3 separate regions of the Mus musculus genome follow, and regions 2 and 3 are each linked to region 1. Evidence: chromatin loops called from intact Hi-C (ENCODE). Cell type or tissue: left cerebral cortex. All regions are shown on one strand.

Evidence for each region. Hi-C counts contacts between places; a loop is a spot of excess contacts. Peaks named below come from ENCODE experiments on the same cell type or tissue, not always from the same donor. Only the 100,000 strongest peaks of a DNase experiment are listed, where the experiment ranks them.
Region 2: a loop joins it to region 1, with 12 times the contacts of the local background. A loop is called at or near these places in 9 of 42 quality-filtered maps.
Region 3: it touches region 1 in a loop (6-fold over the local background); 15 of 42 quality-filtered maps call a loop at or near these places.

What each region holds. Positions count from the first base shown.
Region 1 is chr13:58,636,550-58,644,549 of GRCm38, reverse strand. No RefSeq gene overlaps it. Among named protein-coding and RNA genes, the nearest start is that of Slc28a3, 30 kb to the right of the region's middle. In left cerebral cortex, CTCF peaks have their summits at 4,031 (motif pointing left), 5,408 (motif pointing left) and 7,017 (motif pointing left); DNase peaks (open chromatin) are centred at 4,978, 5,410, 5,875, 7,006 and 1 more place; H3K27ac peaks cover 413 bases.
Region 2 is chr13:59,179,718-59,187,717 of GRCm38, reverse strand. The region is part of intron 3 of Gm34354 (a long non-coding RNA gene); the gene reads right to left. Among named protein-coding and RNA genes, the nearest start is that of Gm34558, 33 kb to the left of the region's middle. In left cerebral cortex, a CTCF peak has its summit at 4,851; DNase peaks (open chromatin) are centred at 4,886 and 6,707; H3K4me3 peaks cover 253 bases; H3K27ac peaks cover 1,904 bases.
Region 3 is chr13:58,801,805-58,809,804 of GRCm38, reverse strand. It overlaps Ntrk2 (neurotrophic tyrosine kinase, receptor, type 2), which reads right to left and starts at 2,108. Exons shown (of 18, transcript NM_001025074.2): 1 at 1,792-2,108; 2 at 865-1,420. The coding sequence starts at 1,076. In left cerebral cortex, CTCF peaks have their summits at 1,185, 3,281 (motif pointing left) and 5,735 (motif pointing left); DNase peaks (open chromatin) are centred at 2,075, 2,490, 2,750, 3,261 and 1 more place; H3K4me3 peaks cover 3,577 bases; H3K27ac peaks cover 3,825 bases.

The DNA.
Region 1 (8,000 bases):
GCATCGGAGACCTCAGGATACAACCATCTCTCAGTGACTGGGTCCCCCAGCTGATGACCAGACACACGCGCTTTGGAGAGATGTTTCACAGTAAACTCATAGGAAGGTAAGCATGAAAGTAACTGAATACAAATTAAAGTTGTATGGGAAAACGGCTTCGAATTCATACCAGGAATCCAAAAGTGCTGAAAGATATTCTCCTGAGGTTTTCAAGTTTTCCTCTAAAGATAGGGTTCTTTCGTCTTCTTCAGCTGTCCAGATGTTCAGTGAAATCTAGAATATTCACCCAGTGCACGTAATAAATTCTGGATGTTCCCCCAATACCTAACTAAACTCCACAAAATCTCTTCTGAGAAAAAGAAAGAAAAAGAATGGAGGAGAGGGGAGAAGGGAGGGGAGAGAAGGGAGGAAGGGAGAGAAGGGGGAGGGAGAGGAGGAGGGAGGAGAGAGAAGGGAGGGAGGGAGAGGGAAAAGGAGGGAGGGGAGAAGGGAAGGGAGAGAAGGGAGGGAGGGGAGAGAAGGGAGGGAGGACCCTTGGACATGTTTCTGAGCAGAGTCCCCCAGTTAAGCACTGAGTCAGGTAAGGAACCCTGCCTCCCACAGACACACACTGTTACTAGCAGAGGAAGGTGAATCAGGGCACTAAGAACAATTCAGAAACAACCAACTTGTGATTCTAGATCAGAAACCCACCGGTGAAGCCCAAAAATACCATGTTCCACTAATCAGCACAGACAAGCCAAAATACCCAACGGCAAAAGGCCCAGATGGAAAGAGCCTTGGGTATTTCAAATTATGAAGAAAGCCTACTGGTTTAATTCCATTCTTTATATATCTACAATTTTTTATTGTACCTTGCCATGCCATAAATATGTGAAGCCCTCAAACCCCACATGCCAGAGCTTGGAACCTGACCCATGGGCCCTGACCCAGTGTGAAAATATTACAGCAGGTGCTTTGGGGAGGAAAATGCACAAGGTGGTATTTTCTGCTGCTTAACAGCTGAGTTATGTAACACGCCATTATCGTGATCCTTTCAACTTTGGAGAATTGGGTTCTAAGATGGAGAGCTACGTTGTCTTTGTTTTAGCCCTGAGGCTCCCGTCCTCACTCAAGGAACATGGCCGGTCCTTCTTCTCACAGTGGGTTTTATCTGAGGGCTTTTCCACCCACGTCCTAGTTCCTGAAATAATGACTCTGAGACTTGTTATTTCTGAATAGATGCCTAGGCCATAAGCTAGATCTTGTTCACTAACTAGCTCATAATTTAATTATATTGTTTAGTCTATTCTATAAGGGTCACATGGCTGGCTGCCTCTTCTCAGTTTCATGCCTCTGTCTCCTCAGAGTTCTGGCCAAGTCTCCCCCCCACCCCCCTTCCTGACTCTATCCCAGAGTTCTCTCCCCACCCAGAAGTCCCACCTCCTATTTCCTGCCTGAGCTAGTAGGCCATCAGCTCTTTATTGACAGGTGAGTCTTCCACACAGCACACAAGAGAGTCTCTCTGCAACGGGTCTTGTTACAGTTTTCACTAAGACAGGATTGCAACTCTGACATCCCAGTAGCAGAGTCAAGAACTCCTTTTCCCTTCCTAGGCTCCATAGATACCATCTCATCCACTTTCTTAGACCTTTGTCAATAGATATGCCGCTAAAGATACGTCCGAGGCCTGAAGGAAATTCCCAGATTGCTGTCTACTGAAATGCTTCCCCTTGCACACCGAACCCACGGGCAGCCTTAGCACCCTCTGTTTTCTCTTTGTTTCCCTTTCCCCCACCAGCAAGACTCAGAGCACTCTCCTGAAGCCCCTCTTCCCCACTGGGAGCACTCTGCTGAAGCTCCTCTTCCCCACTGGGAGCACTCTCCTGAAGCCCCTCTTCCCCACTGGGAGCACTCTACTGAAGCCCCTCTTCCCCACTGGGAACACTCTACTGAAGCTCCTCTTCCCCACTGGGAGCACTCTCCAGAAGCCTCTCTTCCCCTTTGGGAGCACTCCCCTGAAGCCCCTCTTCCCCACTGGGAGCACTCTCCTGAAGCCCCTCTTCCCCACTGGGAGCACTCTGCTGAAGCTCCTCTTCCCCACTGGGAGCACTCTACTGAAGCCCTCTTCCCCACTGGGAGCACTCTGCTGAAGCCCCTCTTCCCCATTAGGAGCACTCTCCAGAAGCCTCTCTTCCCCTTTGGGAGCACTCCCCTGAAGCCCCTTTTCCCTACTTGGAGCACTCTACTGAAGCCCCTCTTCCCCTCTGGGAGCACTCTACTGAAGCCCTCTTCCCCACTGGGAGCACTCTACTGAAGCCCTCTTCCCCACTGGGAGCACTCTGCTGAAACCCCTCTTCCCCACTGGGAGCACTCTGCTGAAACCTCTCTTCCCCACTGGGAGCACTCTATTGAATATTCTCTCTTCCACTGGGAGCACTCTGCTAGAGCTTCTCTTCATATAGTTAGGATTATAAACGTGCATTGCCCTCTGCTCTTCCCTCCCTCAAGCACCACAAGCAGTAACATCTACTGTGAAAACCCTACAAAGAGTGGGCAAATCTTTTTCTGAGTCTTTTAGCTGCTCGTGATAGAAAGTTTAACTTGCTACCCTGTCTTGGCCAGAAATGAGAGACCTGTGTGTTTTACTTCATCAGTAATCTTCATTGCTGTAAAAACAACACAAAGCTCTAAGCAGATGTCATCAACAGACATCCTGAATCAAGCCCTGGCCGCAGGATGCAAGGCCACTTCACTCTGCCAGCCAGTGCTGCCTAGCTCACACGAGCTCCTGTACCTCCCTTTGATAAACAAGTCAAGCACTCGAGACTGTTGATGCCCCTGCCAGAGCGAGTGTATTACGATGCTCCCATTCCCATTAGCTAATTGGATTAATGGGATGGACTACTTCAAGAATCAAATCAGCAGTTCCTTGGGAAGGGCAAGTTATTTTTGAAGCTCTCAGTTCATAAAAATCTCATTGACCCCCTCCTGTGATCTCTCCATGGTGCCCTCCGAGGGCCGAATGATGTCGGGAGAAGTCAGGGATAAGATTGGGCTAAGCCTGGAGGGAGGTGGATGGGCTGTGCTTGGCAGGCCAAGCAAGACCTCATATCCCAACGGTCCCAGTTTCTGAGCTATTTCTGGTCATTTTGTGGCCTCTCTTCTCTGTGAAGTAGCCACAATACCGCTCCCTGTAAGACTGCTCAGGAGACTAGATGTTCGGAGAGCTGCAAAGATCGCCCCATAGCCCACTGACTTAAGAATACACATAAGTCTACTGATAGCTTCTGAGAAATGACATCTCATACATTAAGGTTTAAACATCTTCCCCGACATATTGTCTCTACCTTCCTGCTACTACTAACATCCATTCTACACAGACAGGACCGGATGGTGGTGGGTAACTCCACACAGGAACATGTGCCTGTCTCTCCCTTAGGAAGCAATCAAACTTTCACTTTAGAACAAAAAAGAATCCACCAGGAAGAATGCTCACAATACTACTTCAAGAAGAGGGTGTGGGCCGCCAAGTTGGCTCCTCGTGTAAAAGGTGCTTGCTGCGTAAACCCATAGACCTGAGTCAGGTCCCCAGACACCACATAGAGGTAAAGAGAACCAACGCGACAAAATTATGATGTTAACACACCTGCGTGTCCCATAGTATCAGAGAAAGATAATGTGTGTGTGTGTGTGTGTGTGTGTGTGTGTGTGTGTGTGTGTGTGTGTAGGAGGGAGGAAGGGGTTAGGGAAGGAGAGAGAGATATCAGAGAGACAAGAGAGAGAGATGAGAGAGACGAGAGAGATCTGTGCTTACGGACCTCAAGAGCAAGAGATTTAATGGAGACTCCTGAGCCACTGTTGGGGCCAACCTGAAGGAGAACATCCGAGAAATACTCCCAAGAACCCACCCAGGACCTCCCTTTACCGAGTGAGACCCAGAGACCTTCCTTTGTCAGGCTGCTGCTGTGTAGGTAGACTAGCCTGTGGCCCGGGTTGAGGCCACAGTTGGGTGGGGGGGGATGGAAAACAATTTGTGTTCAACTGCGCCCTCCAGTGGCCACCGGCAGCTGCAGCGCTGCCAACAACATTTAAGATTCTCTCTCTCTCTCTCTCTCTCTCTCTCTCTCTCTCTCAAAATGAAAGCTCAGAATTATTCTAAAGAGAACACTAAACTGGAGAGAGGAGGCATGCAGACTGCAAGTTTTTAAAACCTCTCCTTTATGTTTAAAACATCTCAAAACGTTCACAGATCTATAAAGAAAGGAACCAGGGCTGGAGAGATGGCTCAGTGGTTAAGAGCACTGGCTGCTCTTTCAGAGGTCCTGAGTTCAAATCCCAGCACCGGCATTGTGACTCACGACCATCTGTAATGAGATCTAACGCCCTCTTCTGGGGTATCTGAAGACAGCTACAGTATACTTCCATATAATAAATAAACAAGGAAGGAAGGAAGGAAGGAAGGAAGGAAGGAAGGAAGGAAGGAAGGAAGGAAGGAAGGAAGGAAGGGAGAAGAAAGAAAAAGCACATAAATGTGCCATATACCCCAATATACATTCACACACCCTATACGCACATTTCAACGAAGACCCCCCCCCCAGAATTATCAGCAGTTTCAGAAATTACAACTGATGGACCATAGTTGTGAGCCCCCACGTGGCTGCTGGGATTTGAACTCGGAACCTTTGGAAGAGCAGTCAGTGCTCTTACTTGCTAAGCCATCTCGCCAGCCCCAGGCACTGTACTTTCTAATCGAAAGCACCTTTGAACTTCATTCTAGAAGGAGCCTACCTGCGCACTGCTAATGCCTGGCTTTTTACAATTTGACCTTCAATCTAGACGTCACCCAAATGATGGACTCCGTGCTTGTGAACCCTCCCCTGCTACAGAGAAGCAACAAAGGGGGAAAGACATCAACTCTATAATCTGAGACGCTGACTGCTCCTACAGGGTTCTGAGCACCCACGCCGCAGCTGGCAGGCAACCATCTGCAACTTCAGGGTTGTATCTGATGCCCTTTTCTGGTATACATGGGTACTGCATGCATGAGCTACAGATACAGGCAGGCAAAGCATTCATACACATAAAATAAAAATAAATCCTTTCTAAAAATAGTGAATGTGGCACCATTCATTTTTACATTAATTTGTTATGAGTGTGTATGTGCACACACACATGAGCGTGTGAGTGTGTGCGTGGATGACGTGGCACATCTGTGGAGGTCAAGGGACAACTGTCAGGGTCAGTGCTTTTATTCTATCATGTGCGTCTCAGGGGTAGAATTCAGGTCATCAGGCCAGGTGGCAATCTCACCAGTCCAATAACTCCATCTCTAATGCTCTGTTAAATTGTGTGCCGTGTCAGCAAGCAGAGCTGGCATGAGCCCATTAGGAAGAAAATTGGACTGTTCATAAGTATGCGCCATCTGCTGGAGCATCCATGAGCAGCCCACGACATGGACACAGTGAATAGGGCTGCAGAGACAGTAGTGGAACTGGGTCCACAAGAACTCCTTTCTGCTTTTCATTGCTGGAGGACCCTGGCCTAAGCCCAAGCACCAGAGAACTAATGAACATTTAGTCTCAATCTGCAGCCTCCCTAGGGGACCACAGCAGAGTCTGCGGAAACGGTATAATTGTCTTGTTCATTACTGGAAACAGTAACTAAGTATCCTTCAGGACTCTCCAGCTCAAGATCTATAAGGATTTCTATTGTTCTGCTTCTCAGGCTTGGTATTTGTTTGGTGCTTTAAAAAGAGAGAAACCTGTCTCCTGCTATGTTTAAATGCCCAATCCCATCAGGACACTTCTGCAGCTGCCTGCATTGGGAGAAATCAGGAAATGACATCAAAGTCTAGACATAAAACAAAACATAAAAAGACATCTTTGAGACAAGCCTGGAGAAATGTGAGCATGAGCAATAGGTAGATGGTGACAAGCCTCTATTTCCAGTTTCCAGTCAGCTTGGGTACCACAGCTCAGTCTAAGGAAACCACACACAGCCATCTTTATCCTGCCCAGGACTGGGGAGACATGAGCTTAGAGATCTCCACCCAGACTCCAGAGGGTGGAGTAACCTTTATCTGAAGTTTTTGGGACCAGCATGCTTTTCTTCCTTTCTTTCTTCCTTCCTTCCTTTCTTTCTTTCTTTCTTTCTTTCTTTCTTTCTTCCTTTCTGCGTTTAGAATGTTTGCATATACATCATGTGTATCTTGGGAATGTGGCTCAGGGGCACACAAAATTCATTTAAAGAAAAAAATATATATATATACACACACACATATGTATCCTAAAGATATATACTTTTTATATATACACTTTTTTTCTCCTTTGGAGACATGTTCTTCTCCCTGTGTATCTCTGGCTGATCTGGTATTCACAAAGATCCTCCTACATCTGCCTCCAGAGTATTGGAATTAAAAGTGTGCACCACCACTCCTGGCTGGGTGGCTGGTCTTGTCTCTGAGACTGCATAACCACATAGCATTATCATTGAGAAATTCACACTTGAGAACCACACAATCAAGTTATAATAAATAAATAAATAAATAAATAAATAAATAAATAAAATCTCATTAACATTTAAAGTAAGTTTGTTATTTGTGACTGTATTCATAACTGCCCTTGGGGAGCTACCTGCAAAAGATCAGAGCCTCATTCAGGTGGCTATGATTAATCCCCCCAGCTGTCCACAGTGCAGGTTACTTGCTTGGGCTCTGGGGCCTCACGCCCTTTCTGAGCATGCTTGCCCTGTTGATACAATTTTGCTTTTCCCTCCTGGGCTTTCACATAGTATGCAGTCCCCAAGAGCCCGGCTTCTCCCTCTGACTCTTGACTGTAAGGAGGAAAGAAGACAATCAGGAGCCAGAAGGTATCAGTTACAGCCATTATTTTCCACTCAGGGTCTTATTTTGCATCTTTGTCTAATATCCATAAATTGAAACTTGAGGGATGGTCCAAAAACATTCCCAGAAGAGGTTTCACTGTAGTGGAGTCCGGCGCCCTGCGTCAAACAAAGTGAAACACTGCCACCAAGTGGTCTTTTCGAGTCATCACAGGTCAGGCTTCTTCCCTTCCGGAGGCACCTGCCTCCTCCAGGAAAAGATAGAATTTGAAAAGCCGGGCGTGGTGGTGCACGCCCATCACTCGGGAGGCAGAGGCAGGCGGATTTCTGAGTTCGAGGCCAACCTGGTCTACAAAGTGAGCTCCAAGATAGCCAGAGCTATAAAGAGAAACCCTGTCTCAAAAAAAAAAAAAAAAAAAAAAAAAAAAGAATTTGAAAGATCAGTTGGGATAAACAAAGCCCTTCCCTTCTTTCTTATTTATATTCATAGACATATATTCTCAGTGCTCGACTTGTAAACATTAATAGCTCATTCCATTCCTAAACCCTTGTGCTTTGTTTTGTTTTGTTTCGTTTCATTTTGTAAAGCCAGGTATGGTAGTGTATATCCCAACGCTGGGAAGGGAGAGATAGGCAGCTCCTTGGGGCTCAATAGCCGGGCCAGTCTTGCATGCTCAGCCCCAGAACACTGAGACACTCTGTGGCGGATGGCTCCTGGGGAATGAGACCCAAGGTTATCCTCTGGCCTCTACACACAAATACATGCCATATTTACCTTCACATACACACAGAAAACTGAGGGGAAAGGAATAGGGGGAGAGAGGGGGTAGAAGAGGGAGGGAGAGGAGGAAGGTAGAAAGAGCACTCGGTAGAGATCCCTTTGATCTCTGTCTGCAGAGCTCTGCGTGCTGCTGATGCTAACTAAAAGCCTGCATCAGGTCTTTAGCCCCATGCCTGGGCTTTCCCCAGCGTGCTCTCCTGTCCCTAGTCTTAAAGGGCTCAGAGTTCTGTGTCACCTTAGCATTCTCTACAAACCAGACTCGGCCACAACCAAGGTCTGAGACTGAGTTCTGAAACGCCCCCAAGGCCCTTGGGTTTGAAAAGCCCTGAACACTGCCCACAGGATGAAACATCACTGAAGTGGCTTCAGTTGTTCAAAGGACATGGATGTCCTCACC
Region 2 (8,000 bases), 540 kb before region 1:
CAAGGAAGTTATCACAGTTCAAAACAAAGCAACTGGGAAGAAAAGGGAACCCAACTCCAGACTGGTTTCCTATGGAGTGGAGCTAACTCGGCCTAAAAGAAGCCGAGAACCCAGGAGACTTACCTCTGTTAGAACGAGACTAAAAAAATGTAACATAGTTTAAAACATCTCATGAAACGTCACCGAGTGGCGTGGTCATTCATTAGAACCGAAAACAGAATAAAGGTGACACGATGCAAAGAGGGCATTTAATTAGATATTTGCAAGGAGAGATGAGGAAGCAGCCAGAGGGAATGTCAGGTGACCTTCAGGGCAATGGTAACATGAAGGATACCCAAGTTCTCATTTGGAACCACAAGCTGAGAAATGGAAAGAAGTGGTTAACTTTGTGACTACATATCTAGTAAAACTATTCCCCAGTAATAAAGTTTGATAGAAAGCATCTGCAAGCACAGGGAAGTAGGGAATGCACTTACTGTTAGTAACTCCCCCAGTGGTGGCTCAAGAGGCTCTCTCAGCAGAGGAGCTGGGCCCCAGAAAAGAAAGAGGCGCCTAGGAATGGCCGAGCATAGAGAGACATGATCGTCTATTTTGATTATTTGCTTAGCTCACATGTGGTAGTCAAAGCAAACTTACACACCATCTGCTATGGTGTTTAGTGTTTACAGAGAAAAACTCAAAAATAATTATACTTGAAAGTGGGGGAAGGTATACGGTGCTAAAGGAAACCAGGGTTTTACCTTTACTCTGTCCGCATGATGAGGCACCAAGCCCGTGACTAAGCTCCTTACACGTGCAGTAGCACCTACAGCAGTCACTAAAGAAGGCAGACAGATGATATATTCAAAATGCTGCACAGAGATCAAAAGTAAGTGTGGGGATATACATTTAATAAACTTATGCAGGTAGGAAAAAGAAACTGGAGGAAGAGATTCAGAGGATAAAACTAGACAAAAGATGAAATGGAGAAATAAGCTCCAACTTTCAAAATTACCCTAAATGTAACGGGTTTTTACCTGAAGTCCCTGCCTTTACACATACCACTGGAAAACACACAACAATAGAATACAGAAATATGCTATCTATAAGATCTGCCATCTGAAGGTAAATATTTGAGACTAGCTGCTCTTACGTTGAGGTCATACCTTTGGGGTTGAGTTTTGTACAAGGTGAGAGATACAGATTTGATTTCATTTTTCTGCGTGTTGATAGCCAGGTTCTCCAGAACTCTCTGTTGAAGATATTGCCTGTTCTTTAATGTACATTTTTTGACGTTGTGAAGGCACTGTAGTTGTGTGGACTTACATCCGGGTCCTTCCTTCTACCATATGCCTGTTTCTGAGTCTGCACCATGCTGTTGCTACTATGGCTCTGGTGGTATAACATGGCATCAGAAATGCTAACAGCAATCCCAGGATTGCTTTGGTCTTTTCTGATCCCATATACATTTATAAAAAATACTATATATGTGAAAAATGCCAGGGGATTTTGACTAAATCAAAATTCAATTAGGCTTGTATTAAATCTCTGCAGATTGTTTGGTAATTAATTTTCACCATCCATTAATTCTTCCAGTTGATGAGAACAGAGGTCTCGCCATCTTCTGATATCTCTGTCAATTGTTTCAGTGTCTTTGAGTTCTCACTGTGGAGGTCTGCGCTGCTTAGTTTCCTTGGTCAACGTTATATAAACCACCTGGGAAGAGGGAAACTTCACTGAGGGATTGTCTCCATTAGATTGTCTGTGGGACATTTTCTGTATCAATGATTGATGTGGGAGGACCCAGCTCTTTGTGAGTGGTGTTACTTCTGGACAACTGGTCCTGGTGTAGGCTGAGGAAGCCACGGGGAGCAAGCTTGTAAGCAGAGTTTCCCTATGGCATCTGTTTCAGTTCCTGCCTGAAGTTCCTGCCCTTCCTCAGTGGTGGACTATGATTGGAACATGCAAGTCAAATAAACCCTTTCCTCCCTTAAATGATTTTGTTGTGTGTACAACGGCAACAGAAAGCCTATCTTGGATGAGGTCTTTCACTTCCTTGCTTAGGTCTATTCTTAAGTATTTTACCTTTGTGTAGCTGTCGTGAATGGTACTGAGTCCCTGATTTGATTTCCTTTTCAGAATGTTGGACACTGACACGTAGGAAGACTACTGGTCTATGCTGTTGATTTTCTATCCTGCCACTTCTCTGAAGGTGTTGGGCAGCTGTAAGAGCATCTGATAGTGTCTTCGGGGGTTGGAGGGTGGCTTATGCAAAGAATCATACCATGTGCAAGTGGGAGCACTTTGACTTCTTTCCCAGTTATTTCCCTTTTATTTTCTTCTCCCACCTTGAAACTGTGTTCATCCTTGACAAATATCTCTCAGCAAACCGGGAGTAAACCTGGGTCCTCTCCATTAAAAGCATCTATGAAAACCGACAGCCAACATCATATTTAAAAGTCTAAAAAGCTCAAAACCTCAGTTCCGAGGTAAAATTGTCATCTCTTGCCATGCTCCAGCCAAGCCTTGAAGCTCTGGCAGCCATTTATGGCAAGAGAAGCCAAGTACATAACAATAGGAAAGGGAGAAGTAGAATCAACACAATTACAGTTGATAGGAAAATACATCAGAACCTAACGTTACTACACAAGTGAGCAAGAAATGGAACACAGACTTAAGATGAGCACCGCTTACACGCCAGCCTAAAACACTGACAGACATGCACAGAACACAATGTCTATATGACATGTGCACTTAACATTACAATCCAACAATTAAAGGACATAAATTAGCTGGCTATGGTGGCACACAGCTTTTGTTCCAGCACTCCCAAACAGATCTCAGAGTTTAAGGACAGCCTGCTCTACAGAGTTTGTAGCCAGGGCTACAAAGAGGCCTCCACCGTTTCAAACAAGAAAGAAAGAAACAGACAGACAAAGCATAAACAATTAAAATAGCTCATCTTGCTCACAGATTGGATGATCCAACACACAGGATCCCATCCCTCTAGTAATCGTGAAGTATAATGGAATGCTTTTATGAAGAGACAAGGGTGACAGGAGACCTAAGCAACCTTGAAAACCAAACTAATATGCTGAGCTTAGTGAAGTGGAAATTTCTGGTTGTGTCATGTGATGCAGACTCGTGATGTTTTGCTGAAGCAGGACTCGAGAGAGAGGACATGTGATGTCTGGAGAGAGTATATAAGTAGAACCCAACAGACAGGGGCAGGGAGCTTGCATTGCTAGACATGCAATGTTTTGTGGGTCTCCTGACTTTGCTGATCTTTACTTCGAGGAGAGAGGCAAGGCAAAGAACTTCTGGCTTTTCAGCTGTTGCTGGTGGTTCTGGTCGCTCCCACTGACTCCTGAGGAGTCAGTGGAGGCCTGGTGGTTTCTGCTGGATCATGCCACTGCTGCTGATTTGTGTTTGGTGACCCTCTTTGAAATGAATTGTTGGTATCCTGATACTACTGAACTGAACTGCTGGTATCATGACAATGGAGATTGGAATCGCCCTGAAGAATTACTTCTAAACAGGTCCACATCCCCTTGTCCTATTTACCATCTTTTCTCCCCCACCTTTAGACGGTGGGCTACAAGGGAGGTTGAAGCGTTTGAGAACCCTTATTAAAATGGCTTTGAAAAAGCTAAGCCAACAGCATAGTTCTTACAAAATTAATTACAAACACGATGCTCTATTAACAATATGTTGCCCAAGAGCTAGAGGGATATTAAAATTAGTCAGTGGAATGGGGGACCAGAAATAGAGCCACACAAATACACAAAACTGAGTTTTAGCCAAAGCAGTGGCATGGGATGGGGAAGGGGATAAATGTTCAGCAAATGGTGCTAGAGAAGTGGAACAATGTGGCAGAGAGAAAGAAAGAGAGAGAGAGAGAGAGAGAGAGAGAGAGAGAGAGAGAGGGAGGGAGGGAGGGAGGGAGGGAGGGAGGGAGGGAGGGAGGAAGGAAGGAAGGAAGGAAGGAAGGAAGGAAGGAAGGAAGGAAGGGGTGTCAGCCTTGTACAAAGGTAGACTACAGGAGCCTATGGGCATGCATGCCTGCAGTCTCTGAACTCAGAAGTCAACAGCAGGAGCACAGTGTCTTACACTGTATTAAGAAATATAAGTAGGGGGCTGGAGAGCTGGCTCAGCACTGACTGTTCTTCCAGAGGTCCTGAGTTCAATTCCCAGCAACCACATGGTGGCAACCACATGACCATCTGTAGTGGGATCTGATGCCCTCTTCTGGTGTCTGAAGATAGCTACAGTGTACTCATATACATAAAGTAAATAAATAATTCTTTAAAAAAAAGAAATATAAGTAATAAAAAGAGAATTAAAAGTAGACAAGAGGTTAGTATAGGTTATATGCAAACAGTATACAACATGCCATTTCATGTAAAGGACTTGAGATGTGTATATTTGGTATCAGATGTGGTCTCTAACTAGATCTTTTTAAGAGAATTACTTGGGGGCACCTACAAGTTGAAAACCGTGTATATGATTTGTAGAACATAAAGTACCTAAAGGTAGAATAAATGCACACATGTGCTTTGGGAGACTGAGTCGGTTCAAAATTCTAGCTAAGTTGGAGACAAAGAGAGGGAGAGAAGGAAGAGGGGGAAAGAAGAGGAGGCAGAGGGAGGGAGGGAAGAAAGGAGGAAGGAAGGGAAGGAGGGAAAAGGGAGGGGTAGAAGAAGGGAAGGAGGGAGGGAAGGGAGAAGGGAGGAATGGCATTGCTGTTTGTAAAATAATAGAACCAGACTAACTTGAAATTCAACTCCTGAAGCAGTTGAGGTGATGGGAAATGCCTCAGAGGAAAAGCAGTTAGGTCAACAGCCAACCTTTCATTGGAGATGACGGAAGCCAGATGGCAGTAGAATGACATCTTTGAGATGACAAAATGTGGCACTGTGACTGGGATTCTCCACGGAGTGGAAGTGTCCTTCAGACAGAGCTGGAGAGGAGGGCTGAGAATATCGTCTCCACAAAGCTCCAAGGAGTGTTTGAGGTGGAAGATATGGTAAACATCCCAAGCCAGTGACGGCACCACCCCGCTCCCCAAAGATGAACAACTATAATGCAAGTCACACAATGAAGTCAGGTGTCTGCAAAGAAACAAAGGTAAAAGGTTTTTTTTTTGTTGTTGTTTTTTTTTTTTTTTTTTTTTTTTTTTTGTGGATACAAGGTACACTAAAGAGAGCTTCTTTCAGGGAACAATAAAATATGCCCAGGGGAAGGAATAAAGAATAGAGAAAAGAAAATATACACAAATATTAACTAAAGAAAACAAAGCATATTGCGTGGAATTCTCACGGAATAAATAAAAACACTACATAAAAAAAGACAAAGTAGCAGTCCTTGTATGATGTAGTTAGAGTCAAACTCATGGTGGTCACATTTTAAAAGAAAAAGAGGTAAATTTTCAGGTAGTCAAAATTAATTCACATAGTTAAGTACTAGCTAGTAGCCCAGCCCCCAAAAAAAATGTAATTTATGTTTCATCTACATGATGACAATTTAAAGAAAAAGAAAGTGTAAACCATTCTAACAGCTTTAGAGGAAAAATAATTTTTTACTCCAAAAGAAGGAACAAAATTCAAGAATAAATTAGTAGCTCTAAACTCCAATACATTCACAGTTACAACAAATGAAAATGGACTAAGTAAAATCTCAGGTCATCAGATGGAATAAAATTATAAAAGCATTCATATTCTGCCCGAGTGCAAAAATACATAGAGATTATATTTAAACACATTCAGTCACAAGTTGGAAGGATGCACTCTGAACTCCACTAACCTCAGATAAAGTGGGATCCGGTCAAGAGACATTCATTCCTAAGTATATAGCAAGTGATTTCCTAGTGATAAACATACCTGTCTCCTTGGAAAATTCAAGACTGTAAATGTGTGAGTGCCATGAGAGAGACAACCGTGTGTGGAGGGAAGTGGAGCTGATTCTACAGACACAGACAAGGGGAGCGCCTGTAGTTGATAAAATAGAAACATAGATAACGAAATTTAAAAAAGAAAAAACCCATCAGCACACTATCCACTGGGACACAGTCGCTGTGCACAGAAAACGGGGCAAGAAACAAGCAGGTACATTTTTGCTCTCAAGTTGACTGAGATTTTCACCAAAATTTCCAAGAGAAGAATAAATAAACACACAAAGTTCTAAAACACGTGATTGCGAGCTTCCGATTCAACAAAGTAGGCAAAGGGTAACAAAGAAGCTGGAGGTGGGAAACAAGAAAACACAGAAGTCAGAGGCTCAGCTGTAATAACAATGATGCCGTGTAAATGACAAGGACCAGTGAGAGCCAACAATGGTTCACGGAATGGGTGACCGAGACCCACAACCTGCTCGTGACAGGCATGAAAGAAAAAGAAAATGCTGCCGTTAACATAAGTAAAGTGGCATTGGAATGTATCCTGCTGAAGCTAAAATGCTCTCCCGAGCATCCTAACCACAGTCTTACTCCAAGAAATGTGAAGATTTGGCTGCCAATGGACAAATTCCTCAAAAATCTCGAGTTGCCAAATCTGACCCATGAAGTAGAAAAATCTGAGCGCATTTTATTTCTTAGATAAATCGAATGCTTCCTTTCCAGAAAAACAACTTTGGGCCCAGATGCTTGTACTAGCGAATCTTCCCAAACGTTTAAGGAAGAAATCATGTGGACCTCGATGAGAAAAGATGGAGCGTGCCCAAGCTGGTTCTCGGAGGAGGAAGGCTGCATTCTGATGCCAGACCCTGGCAAGGAGACTGTGAGAAAGAAGATTACATGCCAATTTCCCTCATGAACATTGTATAAAAATCTTGAAACACTTGCAAATCAATTGATGCGTGAGTGGGTTAATGTTCCGAGAGCCTGGGTAACTCGCCACACTAACAGAAGTGGAAGGCATTGTAACATTTATTTGTTAAAAAGAATAAAACAGAAAGTCCAGCCATGGAAAAACTGCCTGGCAAGCTAGAAACGGAGGAGTGCTTTTTAATGTGAAAGAGGCTTCCTTGGAGTCTTACAGTAAACACCATATTTAACAGTGAACTATGAAAGACTTCCCCTTTGAGACTCAGAATGGAACAGAGATACTCAGAGCCTCTTGTTCAGTGAAGACTGGATATTTTGCAGAATGGCATGGGGAGGGAAATTAAGTAAAAGCCTTCAAGGGTTAGAAAAGGAAAAGAAAAAAAAAACCTCTCATTATTTAAAGAGATAAGTGTGTACAAAGAAAACTCAAAAGAATTTTGAGTTTTAAAATTAACAGGAGGATTTAGTGAGGGGACTGGCTACAAGCAAGGCTGGTGGTTTAAAATCTATTTTATTCCAATGCCAGAAATAAATAGAATATTAAATTATAGCATCTGGGTATGCTTTAAATTAATATTTGTATTTTGTGAGACAAAATAAAAAATGATGAGATAAAGATTATAAAAGCTGATATCGGATTCATTTTGGGGTGGTACAAAGATTGTCAGTGACACAGGGACACCAGGCCACACAGTGTCAACCAACTGATGGGGGCCAACTGCCCTCTTGATGTTAAACAACCCTGACAGGACCATTCCAAGAGAGTGAAGGTAACACACTGACAGACAGACAAAGGCAGCCTGACAAGCTCCCCAAGAGCTAACCCCATTCCCTCCAAAGACAGAAATGGGAATATTTTACCATTTTTACGTCTTTTTAATTTTGTTTGTAAGTCTTGACATCCTTTAACATGCGTGTGTGCCTAAGTGAACGTGAATGCTTAGGGATATGTTAAAGTGCCTTTTAAGCAGGCTGAGGAACTAAAGTATCCATTTGCCTTCTTAATACCCATTTAAATGGCATTTTGAGGTCTGTTAAATGTTTTATAAATCCTTAAAATGTTATTTGCTTATATAAAACAACATTACTTGTAAGAGGAAAGCTTCATTGGGTTATAAAATTTGACATCAAACACAGAAGTTCTACTAAAAATTTCTTTCTTATTTTATTTACTCAATAGTCATAGCTTAAAAAAATTAGG
Region 3 (8,000 bases), 170 kb before region 1:
CAGGGTATTCGTCACAAGACACCCAACAGAGAGAAAAGAAACACATTTCTGTTTCTCCACTAAGCTGGGACAAGCTGTAACCTTTCTAGGGACAAGGCTGAAGCTACCATCCGTCAGTGTGCACATAGCTTGCTGTTTAGCCTAGTCCTGGGGAATTTTTCAATGGGCAATTAAGATTTATAATCCAAATGGTCTCAAAATCGTATCTCTGAGAAATCAGGTCCAAATTAAATCAGCCCAGGCTTTTAGCCCTTCCTGTGATCGCATTTTCTCTCTTGAGCGAGTGCTTTTCGACACTCAGAACTTCTCCTCTTACAGGGCATCCTCAAAGCATCTCTGGCTGCAATCTCTGAAGCAAAATCCAATAGATGAGATGGAAAAGGGGGAACAGGACCAGTCAACTCCAAGCCTCGGGAAAAGATGTTAAGGGAGAGACCCTCACTTCCTCCAACCAATTCTTGAAAATGAATAATTTTAACCTCCTTTCTGGTTAATATCACTGGAACTTCTCTCAACACACACACACACAGTATATTTTACCAAACAAAAATGTTCCAATATAATTATCGTATACTGAAAGCCTAAAACACACCCATCAGAACTTTGAAATGAAAATGCACGCAGAATTCCTTCCCAGGAACATAATATATACGAATTTATGATTATATTTCTGTCTATATGGAATTTTAGAGTCCCACTCTTCACCAACTGACATCCGTAAGCCAGTGAAACAGACAGAGAAGTGACAGGTACCCCATCTCTCTGGTCTCTGACTTCTTGCCATGTGTGGGACAGCATCTGTCCCAAACATACACCTGCCTGATTCCTGAGGTGGGGACAGGAGAAAAAGTAAAAGGAACTCACATTTCCGTGATGTTCTCCGGGTCAACGCTGTTAGGTTCCAACCTCGGGAATGCCACGATGCCTGGAGAAGGCTCAGTACACCAAATCCTAGCGGAACTGCATTTGCAGGACGTCGGGCAGGCGAGAGAGGCCCTCCAGAAGCCCAAGACCAGCAGGCATAAGCCCCAGAGCCGCGCCATGGCGGGTCCATGCCACTTCAGCCAGGGCGACATCCCGAGCTGCCAGTGCCAGTCAGTCGGAGTGCGTGTCCCTACGCTGAGCCAGGCGTCCCCCGCCGGAGGGGGGAGGCCTTCCCTGCGCCCTCTTGCTGCTTGGTGCTGGTGGCCTCCCGCGGAGTGGAGCGTACCAGAGGCTGAGCCTGTCGGTGCTGGGGCTGAGCAGGTTGGCGCTGACCAAATGGTTCACAGTGGCTGGGACATCGCGGGCCGCTGCTCCGAGCCACAAGGCGGCTGCATAGTCCTATACGCCAGGCACCACTCGGTGGATCTCCCTGGACTCTTTGGGTCGCAGAACCGCTAAACCGGCACGAATATCGATATCGGTGCGCACCTCAGGGCTGAGGACAAACAGACATGGATGAGACTAATAGACCCCACACACCACCAACTGGGACACAGTCCCTCCGCGCTCTCCTCACCCTGAACCCCAAGCCTGGAGAATGAATGTCTGAGTGCCCAGCTCCCGCCCCGCCATCAACTTGCCCCTTAGTGCCCCCCCCCCGTGTGCCCGCCCTCCCTTCAAGCCTGAGGCCGAGGCATGAGAAGTCGGTAACGGGTCTTTGAGAGCAGATTCCATGGCATAGGCCAAGCCAAGGACCCTCCAAAGAGGCTGCGGCAGCGCTGGGGCCCCAATGATGCTGCAGAATCCTCCCCGGCCGCTGGGCGCGGGGGGAGAGGGGAGGTGGGCAGGTGGCGCGGCACATCCCACCTGGGGAGCAACTGCGGTAGCAGGACAGTGCCGGCCCAGGCCACCGAGGACTGTCCGCGCGGCTTCCCCGGCCTCCCGTAGCAAGCGCAGGGAGCAGAGCGCTGCAGAAGCAGCAACAGCAGCTGAAGCAGCGACTGGGCTCTAACCGGCGGCCGCCGCCGCCGCCGCCTCTGCTACTGCTGGCGAAGTGACGTGAGGGCTGACGCAGAGCAGGGGCAGAAACTCCAGAAAATTAGTATGAAATCCAAAAACACACACGCTCACACACGCGCGCGCGCACACACACGCACACACGCATAGCATAGCACCCTCCAGACAAAAGCAAGGCGGAGGGGAGGGAATCTGGGGGCGAGCGGGGAGGAGGAGGCTTGGTGCCAGCGGCCAGGCGCAGACAGCAGCATGTGGGAGTTCACACTCGCGCGCACGCACACACCTTGGCGGGGTAGCTGTGCGGGTGTGCATGTGTGCGCGTGTGCGTGTGTGTGCCCCCTTTAGACCCCGGTACATCTAAAATGCAGCGATGCTTCCTTGGTCCCTAATTCTTACATCTCTTCCACATCGCAGTACAGACTAGCTCCCCCTTTTTTAAATGGAAGCCCTGTTTGGTTAGGCTCTGAAAAAAATGCTCTGATTCGTATTGTAGGAATCCTCCCTTTTCCTTTTCCTTTCCCTCTCCCTCCCCGCCGCGTTCTTCTTTCTCACCATGCTCATAGGGGAAAGCAAGCTATTTCCAAAATATAGGGAAGACAAGCTACACCCCGTACAAAAATAAATATATAGCGCTGTACGTTAGTAACCAAGGACCATTGCCGGGTTCCGGACTACCTATTTAGGGGTGGATGGTTCCAAAGCTCTCCTGATGGGGTTTCTGCCAAGAGAGAAGTGTAGACAGCCTGCAGACACAAGTGTAGCTCTGATGGATCTTTCTCCTGCCGTTTGCGCCACAGAGAGAGCCCTGCGTGGGAAGGGAGCGCGCCGGCCGCGCTGTGGGTTCCCTAAATGCTTTGCACCGACCCTGGCCTGTGGAATGGATGGCTCCGCATCATCTTCTCTTATTCCTTAACCTGGCAGGATGCAGCCATTTGAGGATCACAGCTTCACTCCCCGCGACACCCACCCGCACGCGGAGCACCCAAGCCCCTGTCCCCTGCCCTGCCGTACCTTGCGCGTGTTCGTGTGCGCGCGTGCATGTGCGCCAACGTGTACCCTGCACCCGCGCTGCCCGAGGCAGGATGTGCTTCCAGCTACCGAGAGGCCGGGCTCCGGCAGCGCCCTAGAGTCTCAGTGGGGACACGTGAGATGATTCCGGAGGGTCGAGTGACAAACGTGCGGGTGCAGTTAAATGGTCGCTGCGGGCCATTCGCGAGCCTGATCTGAGCCTCCTCTCACCATTTGTAGCTGCGACCGCCCGCACATCCGCAGTCATTTAAAAGGGAATCTGGTAGATGCGCCGCAGTGCCTGACACTTTCGAGGGCTCTGGTGCCCCCGCGTGGGGAGAAGAAACCCAGCACGCTCCGGTACCTCGGGCCATTGCTACCACCGCATTAGGAACTGCGCTACCGGCGCACTGCAGCTCCAGATGCGCAACCGCCGCGCTGTGTGCACATTGCTACCCAGGCAGTGCGCCTCTCACCAGATCCCTACAATCTCCTGCCTCTGAAGTCCTCCACGCACCACAAGACAATGCGCTGGAGTCCAATTTAAGACATAAGAATAGTCATCCAACTGCCCGCAAAAGGCCAGAAATGAGAAGGATGATGTCAGGGGAAATGTTTGGGTCTTCGCACAGCCTTAAACATCACTAAGAAATAAAATCAATCTAGCAAGATTTTCACATAGATGTCATGCACCAGGGATAGAAATATAATCCTTACACATTTAAAACACCCGGCCGGCCGAGGCCTGGAGCAAAAACCAGCAGGTCACCTCACCCCCTTCCCTGAGCCCTGATACACCTTGGGGGCTTGGACCACCCAAGCTTCAGATAACTTCTCAGTTCTGCCTGCCACCTTTGCTGCTGTGGCAAGGCACAGAACCCCAAAGCTAAGACATCTTTGTCCAGGAGACACAGTTGTGCTGCCAATGTTCTTTTAGGGAGACTTTTCCAGACACATACACGTGCGTGCGCGCGCGCGTACACACACACACACACCTTATTGTGTATGTGTGTGGGTTACCAAATCAAGGGTATCAGAGGAAAGCTGATTTTCTCCTTCCATCACGCGTCCTGGGAGCAAGGTGAGATCAGACCAAGTGTCTACTCACTGAGCCATCTCTCCTTCCATTTGCCAGTGTCTTTTGTGGAAAAACCCCTAGGAACACTGAAGAGGAAGGGAGGAGTAATTACTGCCCCACTCCCGCCCCTGCGCACTCATGCGTGCCCCAGACTCATGCCTACTCTCACTCCATTTTTTCTCAGAAAATGTCCATTTCTATGATGGTGGCTACAGTATTGACGTGGCATCCAAGACTGGCAGAGTTTGTGTGGTTTATAGACAGGAAGAGTCTAATGAATGCTGGAATATTTGCAGGATTTGTAGAACGAGTACATGCTACTGTTACGTGCCACTTCAGTTAGGATGGGCTGCCCACTTCCTGCTCCCCGTTCCTTGGGCCACCGTCTTGTCTTGGTCCACACTATTTTGTCCTTTCAACAGACTGTTTATGGAAACGTTGAAGAGGCAGGAATGATTATCAACTGTGTTTATTAAACTCGCTCCAGATCACAGTAGGCATGTTTAAATATGTGCTCAATGGCAAATACAATAATTTGAATTTGAAGCATGCCTCACCTAATCTCTACCACAGCCAGCCCTCTGTGTGAGCTTTCCTGGACACAGTTCCTCTTGTCCTGCAGTCCTGTACTCCGAGTTCCTCTAGTAGCCAGGTAAGTCCTTCACTGGGCTTGGGGGGGGGTTGTTCTCTCATTCACAATGGTAATACCATGAACAATAACAGGACACACGATAATGCTCTCTTAGCTTATAAACTTGAAGATCCATATCAACTTTGAGACCAGAAAGCTGTTATACAAAGACAAAACTCCACTAACTTTTGCTTCTGACTGAGGATTGGTCTCTCAACCAAACAACTAATAATACATAAGAAAGGACTGGGTTGTTTAAGCAAATGGGCATCGGACAACAAAGAAAGACTGTGGCAGAGTCAAGGGAAATCAAAGTGAGCAGAAGGCTCCCAACAGGAGAGTGTATGAAAGCTAAGAAGTCTCCATCTTGATTAGCATATTCAGAGGTGAAACCGCCTGTAGCCAGGGGTAAAAGCCCTGGGCAGATGCAAAGGAGCTATATCAATCCCTGCAGAGACGCAAAGGAATTATGGCAATCCCTGCGCAGACACAAGGCATCTATGCCAATGAAAAGAATCAAAAGTAAAAAGTGAAATCACAGCACATCAGAATTTGTAGGGAGCCACTGAGCCAGCCGTTAGGAAGAACGCTACAACACTACACCCCAATCCTGGAAAAGAACAAATGTCCCTAGTCAGTGACATTGACTTTGAGTGTTGGGACCTGTAAAAGAACAAATTATCACAAAGAAATCCAAAGAGATGGAATAATGCAAACCAGAATGAAAAAAATAGCAAAAACACGTAAAAAAAACAGCTCTTTAAGATGAATAACATTGATAGACATCTGGTTGGGCCAATCAGGAAAGAAAGAAAGAGAAAGAGAGAAAGAAAGAAAGAAAGAAAGAAAGAAAGAAAGAAAGAAAGAAAGAGAGAGAGAGAGAGAGAGAGAGAGAGAGAGGAACAAAGAAAGAAACAAAGAAAGAAACAAAGAAAGAAAGCAAGCAGGCAGGCAGGCACTGGGGGGAGAGCAGGAGAGATGGTGCAGAGGCTCTGGTTTACTTCCCAACATCCAGAGTCACATACTATGGTCAGCAACCCACTGCCAGGACTTCTGATGCCCTCTTCTGGCCGCCTGAGGCATTACATGTGCATGGTGCATATACACTCACCCAGGGAAACACACAAAGTGAAAATAAATCAATATTTTTTAAAAGGGAGAGAAATGAAATAATGAATTCAACAAGAAACCCCAGATGATTTATAAATATTAACAAAATCACACAAGTATACTGTGAACAACAACAACTACACACACACATAAACACACACACACACAAAATTGATGACACAAATAACAACATTCTCTATACAGGAAACAGATAAACTGAGTAGTCCTGATCTTACGCAGATCTTTAGTTCATCTTTTAACATCTTCCCACTTGGGTCTGGAGAGATGCTCGGTGAATAAGGATGTATGCTATGCAAGCATGAGTTCAAATCCCAGAACCTACATAAATGGCTGTGCATGACTACAGCCCCAGAACTAGTAGAAACACGCAGTCCTGAAGAGCCCACCAGCCAGCCTAGACAAGAAGGTAAGCTTCCTGCTCAGTGAAGATTGTTCCAAGGCAATAATTCACAGAGTGAGGGAGAAATACACCCAGCATCTCGCTCTGGCTTTGCGTATGTGCATAGTTGTACACCCACATGCATATACCACCACCACCCCACTGCACATGCACACACACTCACACACACACACACACACACACACACACACACACACACATCTTCCCACAGAGAAAGTTCTAGTCCCAGATAACTTCACTAATTCTACAAGACATGGCAAACGATAGCAAAACTACCCACATTCTTCCAGAAAATGGAGAGGAACATTTTCCAGTGCATTCTATTAAGTCAGCATGGATGTTGTCTCAGTTAGGGTTTGCATTACCATGAAAAGACACCATGACCAAGGTTCTTATAAGAGACAACATTTAATTGGGGTTGGCTTACCAGTTCAGAGGTTCAGTCCATTATCATCATAGCAGGAAGCATGGTTGCATCCAGGAGCTGAGAGTTCTACATCTTCATCCAAAGAAAGTCAGGAACAAAATGACTTCCAGGCAACAAGGAGGAGGATCATGAAGCCCACCCCCACAGTGACACACTTCCTACTCCAACAAGGCCACTCCCTGGGTTAAGCATATCCAAACCACCCCAGATGTGGTGTGCAAACCGAAGTGGTTGTACTGATTCCCGTTCTAGCCAACACACCCTAAGTATTCGCCTTTCTCCTGCTTTATTGCCTTGCTAGTATCTCTCATTATTTTGGTCTTCTTAATTAAAGCCATTCCAGCTGAGGTGAGATAGTGTCTCAGTGGCTTCTGATTGCTGCTGTGACAAAGTGCCATGACCAAAGCAACTTATAAAAGAACATGTTTGATTTAGAGCTTGTGGTTCCAGAGGGTTAGAGTCTGTGACTCTCAGAGCAGAGATCATGACAGCAAGCAGGCTCTGTAGCAGTAGATGAGAGCTCACATCTCAATCCATGAACATGAGGCAAAGAGAACTATCTGGGACTGGTGTGAGCTTTGGGAACCTCAAAGCCTGCCCACAGTGATACCTCCTCCAATAAGGCCACACCTCCTAATCCTTTCAAAATAGTTCCACCAACTGTAGACCAAGCATTCACCGGGAGGAGGCATTCTCATCCAAACCACTGCAAGTGCTATCTCATTGTGTATTTTATTTGGGTTAACTCAAGCATCCGTGAAGTTGAACATCTTTTATGTATCTATTTGTATCCCTTCTGCTTCCTCTTTTCTGTTGATGCTGTTTGGTTTGTTTGGGAAGCTAGGAATTGAGTCCAGGGTTTTGTACATACTAGTTGAGTATTCTAGCAACTGAGCTACATTTTCAGCCCTGTGATCTCTCTATGATAGTGTTTATTCTGATACTTTCCAATTTTAAAATTGATCTACTGGGCTGTTTTTTTCTGTTGAGTTTTTTTTCCAGTTCCTTACATACACCAAATATTAATGTCTCCTTGGATAAAGTTGTCCAGTTTTAGCAGTTCTACAGTGTATTCCTTCCTCACTATTTTGGTTAATTGTTTTGCAGAAAAATTTTAGCTTGATTAATCCCATTGATTTGTTTATTTTTCCAGATTGTGATTATATTTCTTCCTTTGTTCTCTACACGTAATTCATGTAACTGCTTCTACAGTGTGGGAGATAATCCATGCCTGATTTTGTAAACATGGTCAAAACCAATGGCAAAGGGAGCCATGGCCCTAGAGGAAAAGCTGCTGATATTGTTTTTGCTGAGTGGTCATGTTGTCAAACTCTCTTCTAAATATTTATGTTAGCACCCATAGACTGTGCTGCTTTCAACCTTG